Regions from separate parts of the Mus musculus genome. Here region 2 is linked to region 1. A link is a loop called in an ENCODE intact Hi-C map of the cell type or tissue named here. Cell type or tissue: heart. All regions are shown on one strand. Each heading gives the region's core, and the rest is flanking DNA. Links, peaks and the distances in the headings are about the cores only. Region 1 has its middle 17 kb from the start of 2310069B03Rik. Region 2 overlaps Hk2 (hexokinase 2).

The links. A loop is a pair of places that touch in the nucleus more often than their neighbours do. Peaks named below come from ENCODE experiments on the same cell type or tissue, not always from the same donor. Only the 100,000 strongest peaks of a DNase experiment are listed, where the experiment ranks them.
Region 2: a loop joins it to region 1, with 5 times the contacts of the local background. A loop is called at or near these places in 4 of 42 quality-filtered maps.

The regions. Positions count from the first base shown.
Region 1 is chr6:82,861,709-82,867,080 of GRCm38, reverse strand. No RefSeq gene overlaps it. Among named protein-coding and RNA genes, the nearest start is that of 2310069B03Rik, 17 kb to the left of the region's middle. In heart, for the core only: a CTCF peak has its summit at 3,347 (motif pointing right); DNase peaks (open chromatin) are centred at 3,440 and 4,450; H3K27ac peaks cover 2,036 bases.
Region 2 is chr6:82,768,903-82,774,274 of GRCm38, reverse strand. It overlaps Hk2 (hexokinase 2), which reads left to right. Exons shown (of 18, transcript NM_013820.3): 1 at 1-357. The coding sequence starts at 295. Among named protein-coding and RNA genes, the nearest start is that of Hk2, 2.9 kb to the left of the region's middle. In heart, for the core only: a CTCF peak has its summit at 2,191; DNase peaks (open chromatin) are centred at 674, 1,324 and 3,064; H3K4me3 peaks cover 3,210 bases; H3K27ac peaks cover 4,780 bases.

The DNA of each region.
Region 1 (5,372 bases), core at 253-5,252:
ACTGCCTGGGAACATGACGTGGGAAACAGCAAAGGGACACAAGGACACGGTGATACTGAGCTGTGATTGTCAGCTTGGCACAACCTGGAATCAATCGGCTGGGATGAAAATCTCAATGAGGGATTGTTCAGATCAGGTTACCTGTGGGGGCATTGTCTTGATTATATCAACTGCTATGGGAAGGCCCGCCCGTGATGGATGACATCATTTTCTGGGCTGGGTAAAAGTGGAGAAATCTAGCTAAGTGCAAGCAAGCAAGCACGAACACATTTATTTCTCTCTACTCTTGGCTATGGGAGGGTACTGCAAGCTACTGCCGCTGTGATTTCTCTGCTATAACATTGTGGCCTGGAATTGTAAGCCGAATAACCCCCCTTCCCCTACATTCTTTTTTTTTTTTTTTTGGGTCAGGATCTTTTATCACAACAACAGACCTGCTAGAGGACACTGGGACACCAGTGGGACTTTTGCACTGAGGCGTTTTCAGATGCTAGTAGCTGTAGGATCTGTAGCTGTTTCTCCTCCTTTGATTCACTTCTCTGGACCTGGTTTCCAGCACTTTTGGAAACAAACAGGGTGAAGATATGTGAGTGTCATTGCTTAATATGCAGATTTAATCCATTATTTTCAGGCCATCTCCTCGATCCAACTTTCCTGTTACCTGCAGGGTTCATCTACTGCCTCTATTATTGTTAATACGTACTGGCCCTTCTTTCCTAGAATATAGGCTTTAAACATATTCAAATACAAGTCAGGTTTGGTAGCTCATATCTCAGGAAGCTGAAGCAGGAAGATTGCCATGAACCTGAGAACAGCCTGGGCTACATAGTGAGATCAGCCTTGTCTCAAAAACTAGACGTGTCCAAAGAGAACAGATACATGAATAAAATATTTTTCTTACAATCATCCATTTAGATGAATTCTTAGATGAAGTTAAGCATGGTGGCAGTGGTACCCAAGGTTAGCCTCTGGCCTAGACATGCAGGCAAATGTGTGTATGCATATATACCCCTCCCCCAGACTTTTGGGCTAGCAAGAGGGACTTTTAATCTTTTGTGGAGGATACTTTTGAGGGGATCTGATCTGCCCCTTCAGCAATTGTCTTAGTTAGGGTTTCTATTGCTGTGACGAAACCCCGTGATCAAAAATCAAGTTGGAGAAGAAAGAATTTTTTCGGTTTACACTTTCACATCACACCATTATTGAAGGAACTCAGAACAGGACTCTGGAGGCAGGAGCTGATGCAGAGGTCATGGAGGGATGCTGCTTACTGACTTGCTCCCCATTGCTTGCTCAGCCTGCTTTCTTGTAGAACCCAGGACCACCAGCCCAGGGATGGCACCAACCACAAAGGCCTGGGCCCTCCCACATCAACCAGTAATTAAGAAAATGCCTTAAAGTAGGCTCTTATGGAAGCGTTTCCTCAGTTGTGGGTCGCCTCTTTCAGATGACTCTAGCTTGTGTCAAGTTGACACTAAGACTGGCCAGCACGGCAGTCCTCTACCTTTGACTACATCCAGAGTCAGCACCATATGGGATGTGGCCCTTCCAGTGTTCTCATACAGGAATGTCAGCACTCATCAGGCAGAGGCCCAGAAAGGATCTTACACCAAGCACCAACTGCGCTCAGCACTTTTCACAGATTATCTGAGTGATTTCACAACAACCTATAGTTTTTATCTTATCATATGTGCAAGGTGATGGAGACTCAGATAACTTGGATAACATGTCCCGTGTCACGGAGCCAGAGTGTCTATGAGAAAAGCACATCTGAGCAGACAGACTTGGGATCTGACCTGGTCCCATATACAATCCCTATAAATGTTCCAGGTAGGAGAATTCCACCTGCCTCTGCCTCCTGAGAGCTACTACACCTAGTTCAGGACTAAAAGCGAGAGCTACCACACCTGGCTCAGCTAGGCGACTTCTAAGTGGAATTTGGAGAGTGTGAGAAAACCCTTTGGGGTTCCTCAGGAAGGAAGAATGTGGTCCTAAGAAGAACTGCCCCCATGGACATGAAGGGCCAGGGTTTGTCAGCTGCATCGATGCCTCCTGTGGAATTTCTGGGAGGTGGAGGTGGAGGTGGGTAGGAACTGCTCCTTCTCAGTCATCCCTGGGGAACCTCTAGAGCTTAGATTATAGATGTTAGCTCTTTTTATCCCTTGGCTCACTCCAAGGCCAGGGCTTCTTCTGCTTCCAGGTTCTCCAGTCTCTGCTAGGGCTGTGAGGTTCCAGTGGAGTGGGAGCCAGTGGCTTCCGGCCTGAAATAAGACAGCTTGGCCCAACTCTGTTTCTGTTTCACTGTGTGGCCTTCAGTTGTTGCTCACTGGATGCTGGGCTTGAGGTTTCCTACCTGGTTTTGATTTTGCCTCTTTGGTTTGGGCTTTTTTTTTTTTAAGAAAAATTCTCCTGCTATTCCCCTGGCTGCCCTGAAACTTACTATGTAAGCCAAGACCCCAGGCAGTTCTACTGCCTCAGCCTCCCCACCAAGTGCTGGAATTACAGGCATAAGCCACCTTGCCAGCTTCCTATCTGTTCAAGAACTCTAAAGATTCTCTCATCTTTGAAGCACATTTTTTTTTTCCTATTGAGACAGAGTCCCACTATGTAACCCTGACTAGCCATGAACTTGCTGGGTAGTTCATGCTGGCCTTGAACTAATGAAGATCCCCCTGACCTGCCTCTGCTGGAATTAAAGGTATTCGCCAATGTGCCTTGCCTAAATCTCCCAGTTTTGAAATGCTGGGATTTTCTTCTTCCTCTCATGCTCACATAAACAACTTTATTTAAACATAGTGGGGCACACACACACCCCTCTCCAAGGTAAGCTAGGGGTGTTGAAATGGCTCAGTGGATAAAGGCAATTTCCAGAAAACCTGGTAAACTGACTTTAATCCCCAGGACCTATATAATGGAGAGAACTGGCTCCTGTAAATTATCCTCTGACCTTGACATTCTCTCTCTCTCTCTTTCTCTCTCTCTCACACACACACACAAACACACACACACACACACACACGTACAAAGTAATAACTAAATATAATTGCTTTTTAAGTAGGAGGGGAAGTCATTAGAAGGTAGGAAGGGTTGAGTGGGAAGGAGAAGGATAGAAATGGGGGTAAAAATGACCAAAATGACCAAAATTCAGTATATGCATTTATGAGCTTGTTAAAGAACATTCAAAACCCACACACAGCTGCTGAGAGTCCACATCTCTCACGCGGACGCTGCTGTGCAGACTGTTGATACTGCTGCTGTCTCAGAGAAGTATTTTGGGGGGCCGGGATTCCCTTCCAGAGGAAGTGGTTAGCTTTGAGTTTACAGGCAGGCAGCCCGCCTGTGCCAGGCCATGGCAGCAGAGGGCTGTGTTGGGCTCCTGGGGCAGGCAGAGGTTCTGGGGAGCTCTGTCTGCTGCTGCTGTGACTCACTGCAGTCCTTGTGATTGTGTAACAGTGAGGACAGGCAACATGACCTATGTGCTTGTGGCTGCCACCGGCCTCTCCCAACCCATGTGCTACATTTTTTTTTTTCCTTCCAGCCTCCTCTGGGATATGTGCTCCCTTTGAGTTCATCTTTGGAACGCGCCTGGCAGTGTGATCAGAAAACAGGTGGGACAGGAACTGTTCCATTAATGGGAGGGAGCCCAGCTCTTATGAGAAGCTGGAGTCAGCATGTGGAAGTCTGCATTACCAAGCCCTGGCTTGCCCTCCTCTGCCATCCTACCCACCAGCGTGCCTCACCCCACCAGGCTCCTCAGGCAGGAAAATCAAATCCCTGAGAAGAGAAGGCCTCACCGATGCACAAAGGGGGATAAAGGGTCAGGATTCTGTGGCTGGGTCAGTGGCCTTTCCAATATTTGGAGCAGAGGGAAGGATATTAAACCCATTTCTCAGATTCGTGGTTGCGCACTCCCATCTCTTAGCCATACCCAGGGAAACCCCAGCATGTAGACTCTTGCTTTCTCCTCATATCGGAGGCTAAAGCCCGTATCCAGGTTCGTAGGTCCCTGAATGCTTTCCCTGGACAGAAGCGTCTCTTTCCACCTACGTTCACAGGCCCTGCCTCCACCCCCACCCACCCCTACAAATAATACACTGCAACGCGAACCAGCATTTGGGAGGCGGAGGCAGGAAGATTAGGAGTTAAAGGTCAGCTGCTGCTACAGGATCCACAACACATACACGGGAGGGTAGGATCAGATCAAGGCCAGCCTGGGCTACAGGAGACTCTGTACATACACAAACAACAATCCCCCCACCTGCCCACCAGAGAGAGAGTGCCGTGAACGCCTCCCCCTTTGGCTCACCCCACACTTGCCCTTTCCCTTTGCAGACTGCTGGACTATGAGTCTGCCCTTTCTGCCTGCGCTCCTTTAGCTGACACCTACATGGTGACCTTCTCGTCACTCAATCCCTGGGTCTTTTTTTAGTCCTCATCCAATTTAACCTCTAGGGACATGTGACACTCGGACCAGCTGCTCCCTCCTCTGTCTCTCCCCTGGCTGCTGTGACCTGTTTGCTTATTCTGCCTGTTTCTGAGGTCCCCGCTGCTCCCACCTCTGGCCTGCCTCTCCCAGACGTCTATACTTGTGTGTGCACCTGTAGGTAGGTAGGTAGATGCTGTTCCCGGCTAAGGATTTAAGTAGCAAAACCACATTACACCGCAGCATAAAATGGGGATCTTGATGGGGGTGATGACAGGATGAAGACAGGACTGGAGCCATAATTAATGGCAAGCTTTGATTTTAAAAGACACGATGAAATCATTAGCTCATCGAACAGATCTGGTCATGTGATTCTGCTTTTCAAAGTCCAGGATGACACACCACTGCCCAATTCCTTCCCTCTGATTCTCCCAGGCTAATCCCACTGAGCTCTCCAGCTCATTTCCTGTTTCTGGGCCTTGATGTAACCTGATCTCTGCTCACTGGGCATGCCTTTCCTCTCAGTCCACTGATAATCCATTTGCTTTTTAAAAGGTCTTTCCAGGGGCTGGAGAAATGGCTGGGTGGTTAAGAGCACTTGCTGTTCTTGCAGAAGATCCAAGTTTGGTTTCTAGCGCTCACACATTGTGTGGCCTGTAAGCCCAGGTGCAGGGGAGCCAGTGCCTCTGACCTTCACAAGCTCCCACACCCATGCATATGCCAACACATAGGAACATATATATATAATCAAAATAAATAAGTATTTAAAATAAAGATGTTTCCAGCATTATTTTAAAGTCTTTCTCACTCTTTAAGACGACTTCTCTCCCCACTCATCTTTCTCTGTCAGTAACAAATAAATAAACTTCTACAACCCTCAACGTCTATATCTGAAGAGTGGAAATAATCATGGGACCCACTTCACTGTGAAAAGAGGGTTGCATACGCT
Region 2 (5,372 bases), core at 119-5,118, 93 kb after region 1:
TTAGCGACGGGACGCTAAGCAGCTAGACCGGTCGGCAGGAGTGAGACTTAGGGTACCTTCTAGTAGTTGTGATTAAAAAAATTGAAAAAAAGAAAAAAAAAAACCCTGTTTCTGGAAACTTGAGGCCCTCAGCTGGTGAGCCATCGTGGTTAAGCTTCTTTGTGTGGCTCCTGGAGTCTTCGATCCCAGCCGGACACCCGGGCCTGGTTTCAAAGCGGTCGGACAGCGCTGCCTGCTCCATCGGTAGCGCTCGAGCCTCGGTTTCTCTATTTGGCCCCGACTCGCCGCAACAAGATGATCGCCTCGCATATGATCGCCTGCTTATTCACGGAGCTCAACCAAAACCAAGTGCAGAAGGTAAGTCGGCACGGGCGGGAGCTTCTGGCTCGCTTCGGACCAAGTTGCGTGCTCTCCCGGAATCTGGAGCACGCAGAGGACCTGCTTCCTCCTCCTTCGGGGCTGGAGACGTGGAACCAGTCTGGGTAGCTGGGAAAGTCCTGCGCGCGAGAAGCCACGTCTGCTAGGCACCCTCGTGGCCCGACCGCTCACCATCGATAGTCCCACCTACCCGGGACCTGCGCGCACCCTCCCCACCCTTAGAGCCCCTAATTTCTTGATGGGACGGCCGCCCTGCACGTAGTCTGAGACTGCTGCGCCCACGTGGGAGGAGCCCCCTTCTGCAGCCCCGAGTTCCGGCAGGAGCACGTGGGGAAGAATCCTGCTTAGGGGAGGAGGCGGGGTGGAAGCGTGTAGCAGCTGGGGCCCGGCCCTCTTGAATTTAAGGATGTGTTGAAGAGGCCTTCGGTTCCTCGTGGCGCTCCTTGGGGGTGGATCGGGGGTGGGGTGGGGGAGAGAGCCACCCAGGAAGGAGCGGGAAAGGGCGCAGAAAGACTAGCCTGCCGCGCCCCCTCCCCGGAACTGAACTGCCCGGAACTGAGGCTCGAAAGGGGCGCCCCCTCACAGCAGACCTTCCTGGGGACCGCCCCGCCTCGTCCCCGTGTCTGGCCGCCGAGTTGAGGGCGGATTTTGGATAGTATGTTCTGATTTGGAACTAAAAGTTACACGGAATGGACTCATCTTCCCACCCCACGATCCCCAGAGTTCTTTTTTTTCTTTTTTGTTTTTGTTTTGTTTTCTTGGTTTCTGAAAATGAACCTTTAGTCGCTCTGACCTTCCTGAGCCCACCTCACTCTGCCTTCCCGGCAAACTCCAGTTCTCTCGGCGCGCCATTTACATAAGAAAGCGCCTCCGGCCCTGCTTGGAGCCTCACTCTCCTCTTCGGGCTAGAGAGGTGGGGGTGGACCGGAGCCAGGCCCGGAGCGCTCTAACTCCCAGGAGAATTGAGTTTCTAAAATACCCAGGATTACGGGATTGGTTCCTACCCTAGTCCAGGATTTAGGAGAGGGAATGGTCTAGTATGGGGCAGGGGCCGAGGGTGGGTGCTGTCCAGAGGTTTGTGTTAGAGCTCAGTTACACATTTGAAATTACAGTGTCTCACAGGAACAAATTTTAGGGAAAGTGCCTTGACCACGTTCCAGCCCCCTCCCCCCTCTTCTCTTGGTCCTGACTGCGTGGGAGAGGTTGGTCGGTTGCTTTTGATGTATCCAGGGCCCTGGCAGATGAACCTCAGATTTGAGAGAGGTACCTGATTTGAGTTTATCGGTTGGTTTTTCTCTAATATCTTGGGACGTGGCCCTTCGCTTTAATTCGGTTTGTTTAGACATTTGCCTTTAGGCTGGCATGATTTTGCAGGCTCCATTGGGCTTATCTATTGATTCAGCCAACTCTTGACAATTCCTAAAACACAAAGTGGAGGAAGACTCTCTAGTCCTAGGGAGAGTGAATTTTCCTCTTGGACATCTGGATTCTTTTTATGAACTTTCTCTCCGATGATGGGACTGTGGTTGCACGACAGGTAGACACCCCTAGGGACGTGCGGTAGAATCGTCTGTTCCCGGGAATGGAAAGGGAATTAACCAGAGTATCTGAAAGTGAGTTCTAACTTCTGTCTTGTGGTTCATTCGCCACCCAGAGCCTCTTGGGAGGCCTGTTCCTACAAGATGCAGGTGACTGTGCCCATCCCATTTTATGGTGACTGACTGGGCACCACGATGTGAGCCTTTTGTTCCTTTACGTTTTTCTTTACACTCCCAACCCCAGGACACTTGGATGTACTTCCTCTAAGTTACCAATAGGGGCAGAATTGAATCAGGCCTGTAACTTAAAAAACCAGGTGTCACACGAGGGATTTAGATTCCCAGTTTAGACTCCCTGATCTGGCTTAGGTGTGCAAAGCTGTTTGATCCCCCTCAAGTTTGAGAAGAGATGCAGAGTATATTGGGAGTGTCTCTGTGCTGAGGAAGAATTATAAGATGAAACTGGTTTAGAAACGCTAGGTATATTTTGTTTTTGGTTTGAGACAAGGCCCCTCTACAGAGTCCGCCTGTTTGTTCAGTAACTCGCTGTTGTAGACCAGACAGTGTAGACCAGATCACAGAGATCTGCCTACCACCCTCCACCTTTCATTATCCCTGGCGGGCTGGACACTCACCTGTAGACCAGGGTAGCTTTGAACTCAGAGATGCACTTTCCTCTGCCTCTGCAGGAAAGGCATGGCCACCATGCCTGCTTTCTGATTGGGACTTTTCTGGAACTCCTCTAAGATTATCTTATTCTTGTCTTAGCACTTGGAAGTCATAGATAGTAACCAGCTACAACTAGCTTCACTTGGCATCCTAGTGGGCAAGTGCAGTGTCTACTCGCTTTTGCTCATTGCTATTGTGTAATTTAATGGAGAGCACCTGCTCTGGCTGCAAACAGAGCCCTGTTCCAGGTTCCAGACAAGGTTAGCTCATGAATATTCAAATAACTTCCCAAGATAAGCACGTTTGTTTTGAGTGTTCTTTATTGTATTGACACGGAACTGAGGTCACGATTAAGTTGTCCAAGATCACTTAAGGTTATTTTTGTAAGAACACCCGGATGGATGGCTTTTGCTCCTTGGTAAGAACAAATTGTTCTTGAGCTCACAGGCTTGCCTGCCTCTGGGGAACATTAGGGCTGTGCAGTGTTCACTCACGGTGCTGGGAACACTTTTACCCAGTGGTGTAGGCATGTAGCCGGTTTCCAGCTTGGCTTGAGCAATGGCATCGGTGCCACCAGAGCCCTGAATTCGTTTTTATCATCATTCTTCTGACAGCTACGACCCTGTCAGTTGGTCTGTGGACTCCTTGCAGACACCCAAAGAGTTTCCCAAGTTCTAGTCTCACCCAGACTGGAGTATTCCGGGAGCCTTCTTCTACACTCCTGTCTGCTACCCCCTCATTCCAGCTTCATTTTTCTTGCAACTTTCTTGCAATTTGAAACTTTCACTTCTCAGGCCCTGAACATGGAGTCTGGCTTTTCTCTGTGTACCGCTCCATCTGCACGCCTCCTCATTGTGCTCCTATCTCACTGGCTCTGCACGTCCCAAGGACTGGGTTAGAGGTGGCGTCACACCGTTTTCCCAACCTTGGAGCTTCAGACATTTTGTGCTAGAAAAATTTTGTGAGCGAGGGGCTATTGCAGTCTACAATAATATTCACAGTAAATAATTCTGTTTACCTTTTCCCTGTTTGAGACATATAGCTCAGGCTGGCCTCCAACTCTATACATAGAGGATGACCTTGAAATCTTGGTCTGATCCTCCTGCCTTAGCCCACATGGAACCTGCTTTATGTGGTGTTGAAATCAAACTCATGGCTTTGTGTATGATAGGCAAGGACTTTACCAACTGAGCTGCGGCCCCAGCTCCGCTTCCTCTTTTTATTATATACCTGGCTTGCCTAAAACTGCTATGTAGACCAGGTTGGTCTGGAACTCAGAGATCCACATATTTCTGCCTCTTGGGTGCTAGGGTTAAAGATGTGCACAACCACACCCTCTTCGTTCTTTTCTTCCTTTTTTTCTCTCCTACCCCCCTCTTTTGAGGTTGTGGGACCACAGCTTTCAGAGAAGGTCCTACCAGACTCACGGGGGGGGGGGTGGGGGGTGGAGGAACCAACTAGAAAGCTATGGGAGGTGCCTTTGTTTCAGGGAGCCACTGGGGAAGATTGGTGCTCTCCTTCTGGGAGTTTTCTGTCAGCTTTCTATCCAAGGTAGACATTCGAGCTGGCCCCCCCCCCCCGGGGTGGGGGATGGGGGGATGAGTGGGGGTGGGGCGTGGGTGGGGGAGGGGGAAGCTGGTGCTACCTTTCCAGGGACAGAGGCAGTGGTTCTTGGGAGAGGTTGCAAGATGGAGTCCAGAGTAAGCCTTGGCAGTTTGGGCCAATTAGGAAACGTTCTTTCACTTGTGTTCTTTCTGGGGGAAGTGACAGTCATACTCAAAGGTCTCGACTTGACTGTCAGCTGGGGCACCCCAGGTTGAAGCATCCTTTGAAGTAGCTGACTTCCAGTAACTCCCTTTCCCAGGAGTGAAAGGGCAGAGGATGTCCAGGGCAGGTGGGAAGTGTGCACCTCTGGGAGCTGGCGTTGTCCCCGGGGCTGGCTTCCCACTGGGGAAAACCTTAGAGGTGGGCTCACCAGACCATGAAAGCTGTGGCTGCCCTGGATTCATGGCCTTCCCTTAGGGACCAGAGGTGGCTGTCATGCCCTCATTCTTTTGGTTCAGTAGGGTGGGGTCTCCTAGAACCACAGTAGGGTATTTTGCCCCTCATATTCAGACCGTGGGCTATTGAGTGCTTTTTTCTTCTTACTAACCTTGGGGAGCCCCAACTCATAGTGTTGTAGTTAGTCTCCCCTTACATTTCATTATTACTTTTTGAGGTGCCAAGGGTTAAATTTCAGGGTCCTAGGCAAGTGCTCTATCACCTAACTTCATCTCCAGTCCCCCTTGCTTGTGTGCGTGCACACATGTGCACACGCGTGGTCGTCATGGTCTCATACTGCACGCAGTCCAGGCTGAGCTGGAACTCACTATGTAGCCCGGGTTAATAATCCCAAACTCATGACAATCAGTTTTCTGACATTATAGTGCTGGGTGTGACCCACCCCATCCTTCCTAGCCCTTGTATGCCTTTAATAGGTTTTGTCTTCTTTGGTTAGGATTCGAGAGTTTTGGCCCGAGGAGCAGAGAATCTCATTTTATGGGTGGCCATAATTGCTTAGTGCTTCTGTCTCCAGATCTCTGGACATTCCTTTCTTGAAACTTTATCTTGGAGCCTATCCCAGATGTCCTTGGAGTAAGGGACCCACCCACCCACCCACCTTTTCCCTCATGGTCTCTTGCCCAGCATCCCTGTCTGTCTGTGGAGGTTTGGTTGGGGGGCAGTCCATGTTCTTAAAAGCCCTTCTATCCAACTTTCCCTTTTAGCATCTTTATTGCCTGATAAAGG